Linked DNA regions of Homo sapiens: region 1 is linked to region 2. The links are chromatin loops, found by intact Hi-C in ENCODE. Cell type or tissue: PC-3. All regions are shown on one strand. Each heading gives the region's core, and the rest is flanking DNA. Links, peaks and the distances in the headings are about the cores only.

What was found. A loop is a pair of places that touch in the nucleus more often than their neighbours do. Peaks named below come from ENCODE experiments on the same cell type or tissue, not always from the same donor. Only the 100,000 strongest peaks of a DNase experiment are listed, where the experiment ranks them.
Region 1: a loop joins it to region 2, with 7 times the contacts of the local background. A loop is called at or near these places in 8 of 110 quality-filtered maps.

The regions. Positions count from the first base shown.
Region 1 is chr2:85,823,173-85,832,053 of GRCh38, forward strand. LOC284950 (a long non-coding RNA gene) reads left to right here. Exons shown (of 3, transcript NR_038888.1): 3 at 824-3,616. Among named protein-coding and RNA genes, the nearest start is that of MIR6071, 44 kb to the left of the region's middle. In PC-3, for the core only: CTCF peaks have their summits at 4,382 (motif pointing right), 4,581, 7,669 (motif pointing right) and 7,868; a DNase peak (open chromatin) is centred at 4,419; H3K4me3 peaks cover 633 bases.
Region 2 is chr2:86,007,945-86,016,825 of GRCh38, forward strand. No RefSeq gene overlaps it. Among named protein-coding and RNA genes, the nearest start is that of POLR1A, 94 kb to the right of the region's middle. RefSeq lists an enhancer at 4,176-4,676. In PC-3, for the core only: no CTCF peak of the experiment used is centred there; a DNase peak (open chromatin) is centred at 3,667.

The sequences.
Region 1 (8,881 bases), core at 388-8,387, 180 kb before region 2:
TTATTATATATAAAATATATTATAATTATTATTATAAAAATATATAATATATATAATTATATATACTTAATATACTTTATATAATAAACTCATAATAAATAATAATTATATATAATTAATATATATAATAAACTCATAATAAATAATAATTATATATAATTAATATATATAATAAACTCATAATAAATATATATAATATATAATAAATTCATATATGTTTATATATGAGTTTATTAAGTATTTATATATATATGAGTTTATTAAATATTAACTCACAGGATTACAACATCCCACAATAGCCTGTCTGCAAGCTGAGGAGCAAGGAGAGCCAGTCCAAGTCCCAAAACTGAAGAACTTGGAGTCTGATGTTTGAGGGCAGGAAGCATCCAGCATGGGAGAAAGATGTGGGCTGGGAGGCTAGGCCCGTCTCACCTTTCCACATTTTTCTGCCTGCTTTATATTCGCTGGCAGCTGATTAGATTGCGGCCACCAGATTAAGGGTGGGTCTGCCTTTCCCAGCCCACTGACTCAAATGTTAATCTCCTTTGGCAACACCCTCACAGACACACCCAGGATCAATACTTTATATCCCTCAATCCAATCAAGTTGACACTCAGTATTAACCCTCACACTTGATAACAGGAGATTTCTGTAGACAGGAAAGTGAGGAAGTGGAAGGTATCTCACAAGATGGTCCTGAAGAGACATCAGAGTCTTCCCTCTGGCCTTGCAGGGGCCTATGCAGGTAGCTGCATGGAGCCCTTCTTCGGGTCAAGGAGATGATGTCCCCTTCACTGACTTTTGCACTTCCTTGAATCTGCAGGGGAGTGTCCCTCCAACTTCAGAGTGAGCAGCAGCAGCTGACCAGATTGGAGGACATTTCCACTGTCTTCCCTGGCAGCTGTGATGTGTTGTGCGGTGGCAGCTGAGGATTGCCTGCGTGTAATCTTTGAGGTTCCAAGATGCTTGTTGGAAGTGGAGCCTGGTCAAGCAGCAGAAAGGACAGCTGGATCCATGCTGGGTGGGGTGAGGTGGGGTGCTTGTCAGGGAAGTTGGCTTCAGCTGGAACTGGAGGTTGGCTCCAGCAAAGGAGGTTGAACATCACTGATTCCTGACCTGCAGCACCCAAATGGCCACAAAGAGATGTCATGGGTTTTGAGGAGGCCACAGAGCCAACAGCTTTAGTGTCTTCAGAAGGATGAAGAAAACTTGAACAACATTTTAAAATAGCTTGAGATATAATTCACATCCCAGAGAGTGCATCCATCTAAAGGGTACAATTCAATGGATTTTAGTATATTTACGGAGCTGTGCATTCATCACTACAATTAATTATAGAACTTCTTCATTTACTCAAAATACCCCAGCACCCCTTAGCTATCACCCTGATTCCTCTATCTCCCCCAGCCCTAGGCAACCATTAATCTTTTTTGTATCCATAGATTTGTCTATCCTAGACATTTCATATAAATGGAATCATGCAATATACGACCCTTCTTTCACTTTGTGTAATGCTGTCAAGGTACATCCACGTGATATCAGTTCCTCATTCTTTTTATGGCCAAATCACATTCCATTGTATGGATATATTACATTTTATTTATCTGTTCATCAGTTGGTGGACATTTGGGTTGGTTTCCATGTTTTTGGCTGTTAGGAATGATGTCCCCATGAACATTCATGTACAAGTTTTTGTGTGGACATGTGTTTTCATTTCTCTTGGACATATGCCTAGGAGTGGAATTGAGTCACATGGTAACTTTATAACCATTTGAGGAACTTCCAGACTGTTTTTCAAAGTGGCTACACCATTGTACATCCCCACCAGCAATGTACAAGGGTTCCAGTTTCTCCACATTTTTTTCAACTTTTTTTTTAATCATTTGACTTTTTTTTGAGACAGAGTCTCACTCTGTCGCCAGGCTGGAGTGCAGTGGCGTGATCTCAGCTCACTGCAACCTCCGCCTCCTGGGTTCAAGCGATTCTCCTGCCTCAGCCTCCCAAGTAGCTGAGACTCCAGGTATATGCCACCATGACCAGCTAATGTTTGTATTTTTAGTAGAGACGGGGTTTCACCATGTTGGTCAGGATGGTCTTGATCTCTTGACCTCATGATCCACCTGCCTCAGCCTCCCAAAGTGCTGGGATTACAGGCATGAGCCACCGTGCCCGGCCTCATCTGACTTTTTAATTAAAGCTACCCTAGCAGACATGAAGTGATATCTCATTATGGTTTTGATTTGTATTTCTCCCATGGCTAATAATATTCAGGACCTCTTTATGTGCTTATTGGCCATTTGTATATCTTTTTTAAAGAAATATCTATTCAGATCCTTTGCTTATTTTTGAATTGGGCTATTTGTCTTTTTATTCTTGAGTTGTAATTGTTCTTTATATATTCTAGATACAAGCAACTTATTATGTTTATAGTTTGCAAACAATTTTTTCCCATTCTTTGGGTTGTCTTTTCACTGTTTTGATAGTGTCTTTTGAAGCCCCAAAGTTTTTTATTCTGATGGCTGGTTTATCTGTTTTTTTCTTTAGTTGCTCATGCTTTTGGTGTCAATCTAAGAATGCAGTGCCAAATCCAGGGTCATAAGGATTTATCACTATGTTTTCTTCTGTGACTTTTATGATTTTAGTTCTTCTTTATAGGTCATTGATCCATTTTGAGTTAGTTTTTTTATACAGTGTGAAATATGGATCCAACTTCATTCTTTTGCATGTGGAAATTCAGGTGTCCCCACATCATTTGCTGAGGGGACTATTCTTTTTCCATTGAAAGAAGTTGGCACTCTTGCTCAAAATCAACTGGCCATAGATATGTGGGTTAATTTCTGGGCTCTCAGTTCCATTCTGTTGATGTATAGATCTGTCCTTATGCCCATACCACACTGTTTTGATTACTGTCATTTTATAGCAGGTTTTAAAATTGGGTAGCATAAATTATCCAACTTTTTCAAGATTTCTTTAGCTATTTGTGTTTTCTTGCATTTTCATATGCATTTTAAAAGCAACTTGTCCATTGCTGAAGTCGAAATTTTGATAGGGATTGCATTGAATTTGGAATCTGGGAGTATTGCTATCTTAATAATGTTAAGTTTTTCAATCTATAAACATGGGATGTCTTTCCACTCATTTAGATCTTCTTTAGTTTTCAACAATATTTTGTAGTTTTCAGAGCATAAGTTTTGTACTTCTTTTGTTAAATATGTTCATAAGTATCTTTCTGATGCTAATATAAATGAGTTTTTTTTTAAGACAAAGTTTTGCTCTGTCACCAAGGCTGGAGTGCAGCGGTGTGATCTCAGCTCATTGCAACCTCTGCCTAACGGGTTCAAGTGATTCCCCTGCCTCAGTCTACTGCGTAGCTGGGATTACAGGTGCCCACGACCACACCCAGCTAATTTTTTGTATTTTTAGTAGAGACAAGGTTTCACCATATCGGCCAGGCTGGTCTTGAACTCCTGACCTCAAGTGGTCCACCTGCCTCGGCCTCCCAAAGTGCTGAGATTACAGGCTTGAACCACTGTACCCAGACTGGAATTGTTTTCTTAACTTCATTTTTTATTTGCTCATAACTACTGTATAGAAATAAACTGATTTTTGTACACTGATCACATATCCTTGTAAACTTGCTAAACTCATTTATTAGTTTAATCATTTTCAGTGAATTCCTTAGGATTTTCAACGTACAAGATCATGTTATCTGCAAATGAAGACAATTGTACTTCTTCCTTTCCAATATGGATGGCTTTTACTTTATTTCCTTGCCTCATTGCCCTGGCTGGCCTCTTTAGTACAATGTTGAACAGAAGCTGTGTGAACAGACATCCTTGTCTTGTTCCTGATCTTCTGGGGAAAGCATTTTGTGTTTCAGCATTGAGTGAAAGCCCTTTAGCTGTGGCCTTTTCTAGATGTCCTTTAACAGGTTGAGGAGACCGAGTTCTTCAGAGGAGGAGCTGTGTCAGCTCTGAGGTGACGCACAGCATTGTCAGCTTTCTGAGTCTGAGGTCCCGGCTGGCTGGGAGGAGATGATGTCCTGAAGGATGTGGACATGATGGGCTGGGGCTCTGGGGACTTGAGGGGAGTCCCCGCTGCAGACCTGGGTATGGGAATAAAAAGGCAATATCAAAGGCAGTAATTGGACCCGTGGGAGTGGACCATCTCGGGAAGAGAAAAGAGCATCGGGGCAGAGATGTGGGAGAGGGGAGGGGAGCCCGAGAAATGGTCAGAGAAGGAGGAGAAAATCCAGACTGTGCAGGGAGGAGAGAAGTGCCCCAGCAGCTGAAGACGGTGCCAGAGCCTACTGGCTGGGGGGACCTTGCAGAAGAATGGGCCAGACCCACTGGGGGCCACCTGGTAGCCCGGCGCTGAGAGCTGTGCACGCGGCCTCACAACACCAGGTGGCGCGGTGGACCATTGTAACAGCCACTCCTCTTAGCCCTGGTGGTTTCTTTTCATTAACGACAAATGAAAGAGCTGGGGCCTCGCCAAGCCCCTGTTCAACCGATGGAACCTCTGAGAGGGGCTGTGACCTTCCTGAAAGCATTACAGGGGCATTGTGGCAAAGGTGGGGCTGCCTCCTGGCCTCCTGGCTCCTGTCCCAGGATCTCTCTCCAGTCACCCCTTACCTACCCCAAAGGGATCTAGAAAAGTGGCTGGCGGAATACCCGGTCAGAAGGCAGCCTGGAAGGACTTGAGGTCCACCAAACCCGTCTAGGTCCCCAGCACCACCTGCTTTTCAGTGTTGCCTGCGGTGAGATCACCTTCCTCAGCTTTCCCATCGATTCTCTGCTCCCAGTTCCCCACTCCCCATTCTCTTTCCACTCAGAGCCACATGATTTTCAGTTTAAGCTGAATTGAGTCACTCTCCGCGCCCCCCCCGCCCCTGTAACATCCCTCAGGGGCTCCAAATTGCTCCTTACCCCTACATTCATCTCCCTCATCGCAGCCACACCCTGAGCCTATGCTCACTTTGTGATTTGGTTGTTAAAGCATGTCCTGCTTTAACAACCCTTCTCGAAAGCTGCTAGTTTTGCCTGGAACGCTCCTCCTGCCCTCCTGCCGGCCCCCTAATTAGCATTTTGGTCTCAGTTTAGACTCACCTGGTTTTCCTGGTGCGCTCCCGTGGTGCGCCTCCCCTTTGCTTTGACACCGCCTTTGTCATGTTGACTTGTTTAGCATCTTTTCCCTCTAGACTGAGGATCCAGAACAGTAGGCAGGGTCCATGTTAGGTGCAGCCTGTCATCAGCGCCCAGCCATGGCTCTCTGCAGGCCATGGGAACTAAAGGTGGCGGTGCTGGCAGGGCAGGATAGGAGGTGGCGCCAGGAGCCACAGGGCAGTATTTCGAGGACAGCCCTGCTGGGTACTAAGATACAGCCAAGAGTGTCTGGAATGATGGGCAGAGCATCAACTGGTTTCAGAGTTTGAACAAATGGTGTTCAGAACAGCATGTTCTGCCAGAATGGTCAGCCAGACTGCCAGGACTGAGGGTCCTACAGAAGGACCCCCTTTGTCATTCTCACTTCCGTATTCCAGAACCGGGGGTATTTTAGTGTGTGGGAAAATAAAGCAATCGTTGAGTTCGATTTCAGTCCCAAGTTTTGGAAAACGTGTGGGTGCATCTGCAGTAGATAGGTCTCAGCACGGCCTTTGTTCCAACCCAGTCAGAACTCAACCAGAATTGGGGCCAGTAGATCCTTGAGCCAGACAATGACAACATGGAGGTACCCATAAAGCCTAGGGGTGACAAGCACCCAGCCATGCCATTCCTGTGGATACGAGGGTTGTTGGCCCATAGGACAAACTCTTCACAACATTTCCCTCTCCCTTCCCTCTTGCAGCTAGTTGCATCAGTGGGTGGTAATAGAGGTTCTGAATTTTCCCAGTGCATGGGCGGGACGGCTGAGGGGCTCCATGAATGCAAGTTTATTACACAAAGGAAGTCACCTATCTCTTTATGTACATAGAGACTTCCAGAAGGCTAAAGAAATAAAAAATGATCTAAATGAGCTTTTCTCCTTTGTATTTCATATTTCAGTGTTACAAATATATAAAATCTTTTTTTGGGGGAGTATTCAAACTTGGACAATACAAATTAGGCAGTCCAGGGGCTGGGCATGGTGGCTCACACCTGTAATCCCAGCATTTTGGGAGGCCAAGGTGGGTGGATCACTTGAGGTCAGGAGTTCAAGACCAGCCTGGCCAACATGGTGAAACCCTATCTCTACTAAAAAAATACAAAAATTAGCTGGGCGTGGTGGTGGGCACCTGTAATCTCAGATACTCAGAAGGCTGAGGCAGGAGAATCACTTGAACCTGGGAGGTGGAGCTTGCAGTGAGCCGAGATGGTGCCATTGCACTCCAGCCTGGGCAACAGAGCGAGACTCCATCTCAAAATAAATAAATAAATAAATAAATAAATAAATAAATAAAAATTAGGCAGTTCTTTGTTTCTGCAGGAAGCTTTGACTCTGACAAACAGGAACAAGACTGTGGTCTTTGAATCTGGCTCTTTACCTCCAGCCAGAATCTCCTCAAAATCGTTATCCCAAACTTGCCCACTTCCTGAAGACAGATGATTCTTTCTTGTGGGGAAGTACAATGCAGGAAGTGGGCAAGTTTGGGATAACGATTCTCTGCTAAATGGATTGAAATTTAACATTGGAAATTAGTCCAATGTAGTCATCCAGATAATGAAAATTAAACTATATACATCTCTATTTGTAGTAGAGATGGGGTTTCACCATGTTGGTCAGGCTGGTCTTGAACTCCTGGCAGGAAGTGAGCGAGGGAGAGGGGTGGGCAGAGAGATGGGAGAGGGAAAGAAAATCAGGACTGCCTCTGTATGGAGGGGGACTGAGGAAAATTCTGGAGACACTTTGAAGTAGCTTCAGGCTGAGACAGATGTCATCAGGAGAGCCCCTTCTGAAAGTGACTCCAAACATCTTGGGATAAAGGTGTTAAAAACATAAACTAGGTCACTAGGAATAAGTATATAAAGCAGTGAGTGTGCTGGTCATATTGTCCAAAGACAACCTCAGGATATTTGACTTGCTGACTGGGCAGTGTAGGAAGTGAGGTTGCACACCCCAGTGTGCATGAACCTGAAAGGAGCTGCTCCTCTGTGAAGCAGGAGGTTGAATGAGGTGGTTTTTCTATGCCTTGTCAGTCTTCTGTGGGACTAATAGTGGTCATGTTGGGAGAGCTGGAGAGTTTAGCAAGAAGACAGGAGGCCTGTCCCTCTGACCTCTCCTTAGCTGCCCCCCTGGCATCACAGTGCACACCATGTTCTTAAATTTAGGCCAAGTTTGCCGACAAAAGTGATATAGGTGAGCCATCGGCAAAAGATGGAGAAGGGAAGGCCATTGACATGCTATTCCACTCAACCTTTTGTTCGAGGACAAGATGCTTGGTTTAGGCTGGAATCTATAGTTTCATTTGTTTGGAATCAATGTGTGCTATGGTCTGAATGTTTGTGACCCCCAAATTCATATATTGAAATCAAACACCCAATATGACGGTGTTTTGAGGTGGTACATTTGGGAGATGATTAGGTCATGATGGTAGAGCCTCATGAGTGAGATTAACACCCTCACAAAAGAGGCCCAGAGAGCTCCTACACCCCTTCCACCATGAGAGGACACAGCAGAAAGATAGCCATCTATGAACCAGCAGGTGGCACCTCACCAGACACTGCACCTTGATCTTGAACTTCCCAGCCACCAGAACAGGGAGAAATACATTTCTGTTGTTTATACACCACCCACTGTATGTTATTTTGTTGTAGCAGCCTGAACACATGAAGACTGTGTGTGTGTGTGTGTGTGTGTGTGTGTGTGAAGGTTTTGAAAGTGACCCCCTTTTCAGCTTATCACAATGGAAGCTCACGCAGCTCTAGAACAAAACCCCATAATCAAAAGGTCTTTTGTCCACCATTATTTTAAATACAAGGTTGTATTTAAATGATCAGATCTGTAGTAATTACCATCTTTTAAAAATAATCTTTGAGTATATAATGATGGCCAAAAATTTTTAAAAAGCAAATATGCAATACAATAGAGTTATATTATATTGGTTTCCAAATTCCATGTAATAAACTCATGACAACTGCCTTGAACGCAAATCACAGAGCCTCTGACTCAGGAATTTCCCTATTAGAGTCTGAAGCTCCAGCCCACACTTTGATATACCTTGGCAGGTCTCTGAAAAGGTAGGGTACACATGTATTTTGTAAACTTCAGCAGTAAGCTGGTTTTCTAAAATGTATGGATATGTACACAGACATTAAATGGGCCTATCTGGCTTTTGACACTTTTTAAAATACGATTTAAATCACTAGGACAATTACATATAAAAAAAAGCAACTGTTCATTTATTGCTTCAGTTACCTATATTCCATTCCTCTTAGCATAAGACTCCCTTATCCCAGATTCTAGACTCAAGAGCTCTTCATTGTATTCAATCTTAGACCATCAACTGCCCATCTTCATGTTCCACCAAAGATATGAAATCAAATAAAATCAAAACATATTTATTTAATGCCTACGACAGGCGAGGCCTTGTTATAGGTTCTTGAGATGGAATAATAAAATTCTTTCACTGCAGAGTTTATAACTTAGTTACAGATGTACACTTGAATTACTCATTGCTTTAGGGCTGATGGTCAATTTCTTCCCACTTCAAATGAGCCAGTCTGATGGGACATCTTGATATATTATGAGTAACAGTCAATGCGAAACTACTTTTTCATTTGACTACTGTTCTTGTTTTTTTTTGAGACAGAGTCTCACTGTGTCACCCAGGCTAGAGTGCAGTGGAGGGATCTCCCCTCACTGCAACCTCTGCCTCCCAGGTCCCAAAGTGATAGGGTTAGAA
Region 2 (8,881 bases), core at 203-8,202:
CCCTGCTACTTGAGAGGCTGAGGCGGAAGCCTCGCGTGAGCCCAGGAGGTCAAGGCTGCAGTGAGCTGTGATGGTGCCACTGCATTCAGCCTGGGTGACAGAGTGAGACCCTGTCTCAAAACAAAACAGAAAACAAAATCCTGTCACTTGTGACAACGTGAATGAATTTGGAGGCTATTATGTTAAGTGAAACAAGCCAGGCACAGAAAAACAAATACTGCATAATCTCACCCCCTTTTTAGATGTGGACTCTAAAAAAGTTGATCTTAGGGAAGCAGAGAGTAAAATGGTGGTTAGCAGGGGCTGTGGTGGTTGGGAGCAGAGTGGTTGGGAAGATACTAGCCAAAAGACGCAAAATTTCAGTTAGACAGGAGGAAAAAGTTCGAGAGATCTATTTTAAACATAGGGACTATGTTAATAGTAGCTATAATAGTAAATATAGTTAATAGTATATTAGTAAATATAATAGCAATAATAGTAAATATAGTTAATAAGATGTTGTGTTCCTTACAAAACAAAAATGATGACTATGTGAGGTAATGCATTAGTTTATTAGTCAGATTTAGTAATTCCACAATGTATATATACTTCAAAATATCATGCTGTACATAGTAAATGCGTACAATATTTTTGTTGATGTAAAAATAAAATAATTTTTTGATGCTCATGATCTGAAGTCTAAAATAATACTATTTTTTTTTTTTTGAGACAGGGTCTCATTCTGTTGCCCAGGCTGGAGTGCAGTGGCACAATCATGACTCACTGCAGCTTCCACCTCCCAGGCTCAATTGATCTTCCTGCCTCAGCCTCCCAGGTAGCTGGGACTACAGGTGTGCACCACCACACCTGGCTAATTTTTCTTTTTTTTTTTTTTTTTAAGAGACAAGGTCTCCCTATGTTGCTTAGACTGGTCTTGAACTTTCGGGCTCAAGCAATCCTCCAGCCTTGGCCACCCAAAGTACTGGGATTACAAGCATGAGCCACTGCACCCAACTTAAAATAGTAATAATAACTTTTGAAAAGAAGAAATAGAAATTGCTATTTTTTAAACTCTTCCCCTGTGTCCAAGGAGAATCCATGAAATAGTTTACGGATGGAGAGCAAGAATCATATTTGCACTCTTCAAAGATTACTCTGCCTGCTTCGAGGAGGGAGAACATGGAAGCAGCAAGATCAGTTGGGAGGGGACTGCAATAGCAGAGGCAAGATATAAAAGAGGGGCTGGAACTCCACTGGTGGCAAAAAATAGGGAGAAATGGACCAGTTCAAAATATCTTGGGGAAGTAGTTGGTAGATTAGGAGGGTGGAGGTGAGTGAAGGAAGGGTCAATGATGTCTTCAAGGCTTTGAGCGTAATCAGCTCTGATGGGAAACCCTAGAAGGGAAAACTTGTTCATTGGACATGTTTCTATGGATTCCTTACTGGGAAATCACTGTGCTAGTTAAGAATGCATTTGGGCTGGGCGTGGTGGCTCATGCCTGTAATCCCATCACTTTGGGAGGCCGAGGTGGGCAGATCACCAGGTCAGGAGATCCAGACCATACTGGCCAACATGGTGAAATCCCTGTCTCTACTCAATATACAAAAATTATCCTGGCGTGGTGGCAGTCGCCTGTAATCCCAGCTACTTGGAAGGCTGAGGCAGGAGAATCGCTTGAACCCAAGAGGCGGGGTTGTAGTGAGCCGAGATCATGCCACTGCACTCCAGCCTGGCGGCAGAGTGAGGGCGGCACTCCAGGGTGGCCGAGTGAGACTCAAAAAAAAAAAAAAAAAAAAAGAGGCCGGGCGCTGTGGCTCATGCCTGTAATCCCAGCACTTTGGGAGGCCGAGGCGGGTGGATCATGAGATCAAGAGATCGAGATCATCCTAGCCAACATGGTGAAACCCTGTCTCTACTACAAATACAAAAATTAGCTGGGGGTGGTGGTGCTCACCTGTAGTCCCAGCTACTTGGGAAGCTGAGCAGGAGAATCGCTTAAACCTGGGAGGTGGAGGTTGCAGTGAGCCAAGATCAAGCCACTGCACTCCAGCCTGGTGACAGAGCAAGACTCTGTCTCAAAAAAAAAAAAAAAAAAGAATGCATTTGGCCACAAGTAATAGAAAACCCAAATGACTAGACTTAATAATAAAAATGTTTAATTATATTATAATTAATATAACAAAGACCTAGAAGTAGGAGTTCCAAGATTGGCTCATGAGTTTGTGGAAACAAAAACTTACAAGCCATACATTTTTAAACTCAGCTTTGGCTATAAGAGTTTAATCCAAGCTCAAGCCTGCAAGTCTGAATCCATAGTTATTGAAGAACTATGACAGAATGGGTGTCTAATGACATACATGCTTTAGGAAGACAAGCTCTGAGTCAGCCATTATAAGACAAAGAAAAGTTAGCAAATATTTCCATACCTATTACCAAACAAGGTAAGTTAAATCTATACCTTGTCCCCCCTATTTTTATCATAAAATTCAGTTTCCAAGTTTTTTTATTGAGAAGGGCATAGAGTTTTTCTGAAATAGTGTTAGTTCTAATAGTAATAGTCCTAAAGATCATTGATTGACTTACAATCTTGAGACCAGGATATGTTTGTTACAGTAACATCTGCCAGGATGTGTGTTGTAGAAAACTTTTGTTCACACAAAACTGCAAATTGTGTTTGGCATAGGCATTTGATCTTATCTACCAGTTGAGGTGATTATTAAACCTGACTTCATTGATCTCACTTTCATTTACTCACCTTATAAAAGAGGACTGTGCAGGTTTTCTTAAATTTAGGAACATGGTGAAAGGTATTGTCTTCCTTGTAAAATGTAAGAGTGGTGACAGCAAATCAACTTTAAAATATAATGCAGAGGCTAGGCTGGTGGCTCACGCCTGTAATCCCAGCACTTTGGGAGGCTGAGGCAGGCAGATTACAAGGTCAGGAGATCGAGACCATCCTGGCTAAAATGATGAAACCCCTGTCTCTACTAAAACTACAAAAAATTAGCCAGGCATGGTGGTGGGTGCCTGTAATCCCAGCTACTCAGGAGGCTAAGTCAGGGAGATTCACTTGAACTCAGGAGGCGGAGGTTGCAGTGAGCCGAGATCACACCACTGCACTCCAACCTGGGCAACAGAGTGAGATTCCGTCTCAAAAAAAAAAATACAATGCAGAATGAAATGGGTCACAACCACTCAACCATGCCAGGGCCCTAGGTCAGCCCTCTGCCAATCTCTAGGCATGCCAGTGGCAGCAAGGTGACTGCCAAGGGAAGAAGGGGATGGACCTCTCCCTATGGATGTAACTAGGTATTTTCCCAGAAGCTACTTACATGCCATTGATAAGGGTCTGGCCAGTCAAGAGCACAGGGGCTGGGGTTGCTATGATTGGTTTAGGCCACTTATAGCTGAACATATTACAGCCTGATTGAAACTGGGGTTTTGTCAGTAGGGGAGGCAGAGCAGGCAGAGGGGCTGCAAAGTAGGGAGTGAGATGTCAGACAACTGCCTTTGCTGCCTCCCCCTAGTCCCCATTCTGGGAGCCCACTGTAGAAGACACAGCGGGCGGTAGGAAACATATGTGAAAAAGCTCGATTTTTACAATGCAATAAACATTAAACAGCTTTGTTGGAGAGCAAGGAGCCTCATAAAGTGAGTCACCCAGGATCCTTCTCGCAGGACTGGGGCATGCCAAAGAGCAGGCTTTGAGTGTAGGTAGACCTGGCCGCCTCTCAGTGCACCTCTGATGGCACCAGCTCCTGGGCAGGGAGCTGTTCCCCCAGGGCACTGGCATCTGGGCAGGGCCAAGGAAGTCCTCACCTCTGTGACTCTGCTCCCAGGCACTCGACATCCTTCTTGGCTGGGAAAGTGTGACCTCCAGGAAAATGCTGGGGACGTGCAGAGGCCAGCGCCCTCTGCATGGGTCTCCTGGGAGGCCTGTGAGGGGCCTGGGAAATGATCACAGGCTTTTCCCAGCCTTCCTTCATCCTTGGGAAATTCGCTGAAGGCCAGTCCCCTGTTGAGTGTGGGGCTCTAGGCCCTCTTGGGTCCTGAGCAGAGCTGGGCCCCACTCCTTTCTCTCCCAGCAGTGACCGTAAGACACTGCCCCCAAGTGAGGAGAGGGACCCCTGTGTGAACCGGCTGCAGGAAGCCCTTGCTCCTTTCTCAAGGCTGCGAGCCAAAGAGAGCAGGCTCCTGGGGCTGTCTCTTCACTATCCAGTCCAGCCCTAACAACCTACTCCTGCTTGGGTCTCCCCGCCCCCTACCCTCTGCCCTGTGCTCCCACCATCCACTTCAGGCGAAAGGGAGAGTGTGCTGTCCTGTACATGCTCACACATTCCTGTGCCTATTACCTGGCCCCTCACCTGGAAGGCCTGTCTTTGATCTTCCACCTAGACAGAGTTGCCCCCCTCTGGCCCTCCCAACATGCAGCTGACCCAGGATGGTCCTGCAGCCCACAATGGCCTCGATGAGCACATCTCACAGGGCTAGGTAGGGGGCACTGGCAGAAAATTAGCACCCAATGGGGAGAGGCTGCAGCAGGACCAGAGCAGGAGCATGGCCAGGGCAGGATGCCCACCTGCAGCCGTCCCCAGGGGGCTTGGCCATGTGGCATGCGCTGCTGGTGGAGGAAGCTTGGCTGAGCATGGGGGCAGGGGAACAGGCCCCCACACACACTCAGATGCACGTTTACAATCACATGAGCTGCATTCTAACAGCTAGTGTATGTCCTTTTTATTCTCAAAAAAATTTTTTTACTGTAGTGAAATACACATAATATAAAAATGACCATCTTAACTATTTTTAGCTGTACAGTTCAGTAGCATTAAGTACATTCACATTGCTGTGCAACTCTCACCACCATCCATCTCCATAACCCTTTTCCTCTTGTAAAACTGAAATTCTATACCCATGAAACACTAACTCCCCATTTCCCCTTCTCCCAGGCCCTGGCAACCAGCATTCTGCTTTCCATCTTTATGGTTTTAACGATGCTAAGTACTTCAGTCTTGAATACTTTTCTCCATTCCCCACAGCACCCCGCTCCCCAGTCGCAGACACCCTTGCCTGCTCTTGATTTGCCTGTGACATTGCAGTGGTTAACATGGGCCCCCTTGCCTCCAGTCAGAAGGCAAATCAATCCCTTCCCTGCTCTAGCAGGATTGGAAGTCACTGAACCTATTTGCTTCTCATTCAAAGTGATGGCAGCCAGAGGGTGGTGTGGCAGTGCTGGGATGGGTGGGGTGCAGGCAGTGGAGATGGCAGGAAGGACAAAAGCCTCAGCTGTTCTAGGGGACAGTGGCAGGAAGAGCCGCCTGTGATCCAGACAGACCCCAGTATAGGCATCTGCGCAGCATCTCTAAGACAGATGCAGCATATCCCACACAGGAGGAGGAAAGAGAAGGGTGAACCCTTCACGAGAGACTTTCAATTGTCTCTGATGGCTCATCCCTACCTCACAGCCTGCTGTGATGCTTAGAGTTCTCTAGGCAGCCATCCCTAATTGAGTATAATGGACTGAATGTCTGTGTCCCCCCTCAAATTCATATGTTGAAGCCCTAACCCTCAGTGTGGATGTATTTGGAGATGGGGCCTCTAAGGAAGTAATTAAGGTTAAATGAAGTCCTAGGGTGGGGTCTTGATCCAATAGGATTAATGTCCTTCTAAGAAGAAACATCAGAGTGTGCCAGCATGTGCTCGTGCTCTCTCTCCTCTCTTCTCTCTCTGCCTCTGTCTGTCTCTCTCTGTCTCCTTGTGGAGGAATGAGGAAGGGCCATGTGAACACACAGCAAGATGGCAGCTTCCTATAAGCCAAAGAAAGAGACCTCAGAATAAAACCTACCTTGCGGGCATTTTGATCTCGGACTTCTGGCTGCAGACTGTGAGAAATAAATTTCTGTTGTTTAAGCCACCCAGTCTGTGGTATTTTGTTACAGCAACCCAAACTGGCTGAGACATCGAATCATCATGAAGCCACGGGGCAAAGGCATGGGAGTATTAACAGGCATAGCTTGTATCAGAAACGGGGAGTAGCATGGTGTGTCCAGAGGCCATGGCATTTAGAGAGGGGTGTAACTAGAGATGGAATCAGAGAGCTAGAGCCTCTATATCATCTATGGCAATGCAGGCCATGCCAGGGCCTTGGGACTTACCCTAAGAGCACTGAGGAATGATCTTCACATTTGCATTTAGAAAGAGCTATCTGACTGCTCTGTGCAGGCTTGATCAGTAGAAGTGGGGAGGAGCAGTGGAAAGGGTGGGGATGAAGGGGCAAGAGATCAAGAGGCAGCTGTTCCATGGATCAACCATAGGGTAGATGTGGGCCATGGGAAGGGATGGGCCTGGTCACCAATTAGCTGCAGATGAAGAGGCAGTTTCTGGCCTGGATGATGATGAGTTGCACAAATAGTTCTCCCCTTGACAGAGACGTGATTGACTCCCAAGCCTGGGCAGGTCCCAGGTTCCAAACAGAACAGAAGTCCCTGAATCTTATTTCTACCACATTCAGTTGGTCAAAGCTAGTCACAGGCCAGCCCAGATTCAGTGCTGGTGGGGCCTACCTGACGGTGTGAATACAAGGAGGCTCAAGTCGCTGGGATCATTTCATAACACCCCACCACCACATCCAAGTTCCAGACAGGAAGAAAGGGAAAAACAAAGCCAAAGGCCAGAAGCACTTGCCACCTAGCTAGGCCTATCCTTTTGAACAAGCTTTCCCCGAAGTCTCATTCAGTGCCTTCCTCTGGTCCAGAGAAAGAAATGGGTCACATGACTATCCCTAGCTGCAAGGGAGTCTGGGAAACAGTATTTTAACCTGAGCACACTGACACCACCAATAAAATCCAAATTCTCAGTAAGGAAGAAGGAGAGGATAGATCTAGAGGAAGCAACTAGCAGGGCCTGCTTCAGAGGCCATGGAAGAGTTGGGGGGAACCACCACCACTAAGTGCTTTTATGGGAGAGAAGCCATGCTCAGCATGCACCAAATTATGAGAAAATGGAGAGGCTGGTTCATTAGGTCTGGGGTGGGGTCCAAGGTGTGCATCTCCAACATGCTCCCAGGGCTGCTGATCCTGGCAGTAGGAAGATCACACTTGGAGTGGCCCTAAACTGGGTTATACTGGGGTCACAAGCAACCCCACATGTCAGAGGTTTAAATAGCTGAGGTTTGTTCCTTACTCATGCAGCCTGTGCACTGTGAGTTGGCTGGGGCTTTGCGCCTGGGAGCCAGGTGGCCAGAGCATCTACCATCTGGAGCAGCACTGGTGACCAGGCCAGAGGGAAAGAAGTCATTCATGGCAAAGAATTAAGCAACTCTTAGAAGTCATTCAAGTCAAATGGCCATGCCCAACATCTGGCAGGGAGGGGAAGCCGGTACTGGTGAACCATACTACAGACTATGACAGCTTCACAGAAGAGATGGGATTTAAGCAGAGGGGTCTTTGAAGGATAAATAGGAGCTTACTCTGTAGAGAAGGGGCCAGAACATTCGAGGCTGAGGGAACATCATAAATAACTATAACACCAATGTTGAGCACCTGTCGTGTACCAGAAGCATTCAAATCGTTTCCTGACTGGTCTTCATGAGAACACTGAGATATTATTAGTCCATTTTATAGAAGAGGAGGCTGGGGGTCTGAGATCAGCTGGCCACTTGCTGAAGGTCACAGGGCCAGAAAGTGGGGCCCAGGAAATCAAACCCAGTGTCCTGGCCCTTCCCTCCCCTGCCACAGTGGAGTCATGGAGCCTCGTGACTGTGTGGAGTGTTTGCAGAATAATCTGTGTGATGCTCTTTCTCTGGAAATGGCCCCAACACCCAAAGGGTTTTTTGGGGGTGGATGGGGAATTATTAAGGGGTTGCAATATTTTTTTATTGTGGTAAAATACACACAATGTAAAAGTTATCATTTTCATCATTTTTAAGTGGCATCATTTTAAGTTCAGTGGCATTCAGTACATTCACATTATTGTGCAACCATCATCGCCATCCATCTCCAGAACTTTTTCATCTTTCATAATTGAAACTGCCTCCATTAAACATTAGTTGCCTATTCCCTCCTCACCCCAACTCCTGGCAACCACAATTCTAATTTCTGTCTTTAAGAATTGGAGTGTTCTAAGTACCTTATATACATGAAATCATATAGTATTTGTCCTTTTGTGTCTGACTTTTTATCTTAGAGTAATGTCCTCAAGGTTTACCCATGTTGTAGCGTGTGTCAGAATTTCATTCCTTTTTGTGGCTGAATAAGGTTCCATTGGATGTATATACAGTATTTTGTTTATTTATGCATCGGTCCATGGATACTTAGGTTGTTTCTACCATTTTGGCTATCGTCAATAATGCTGCTATGAGTGAACAAATATCTGTTTGAGTCCCTGCTTTGGGTCCTTTTGTGTATAGACCCAAAAATGGGATTCCTGGTTCTAGAGGAGTTTTTCTGTTTGTTTTGTTTTTTTAGACAAAGTCTCACTCTGTTGCCCAGGCTGGAGTACAGTGGCACAATCTCTGCTCACTGCTACCTCCACCTCCCAGGTTCAAGTGATTCTCCTGCCTCAGCCTCCCAAGTAGCTGGGATTACAGGCGCGTGTTACCATGTCCAGCTAATTTTTGTATTTTTATTAGAGATGGGGTTTCACCATGTTGGCCAGCCTGGTCTCAAACTCCTGACCTGTGATCCGCCCTCCTCGGCCTCCCAAAGTGCTGGGATTACAGGTGGGAGCCACCGCGCCTGGCAGGAGTTTTAAACATACAAGACAAAGGTGCCTGTGGGCTTCGTTGGGGTCTGGGAAAATGCTGCGCAGGAGCACTGCAGGAGGATGCCAGGCCCTAGGATGTCCTAGTTCATCTCCCTTCAGCTGGCTCTGGGGAGGAGGATCTGTGGGAGCCCCGCATCCCAT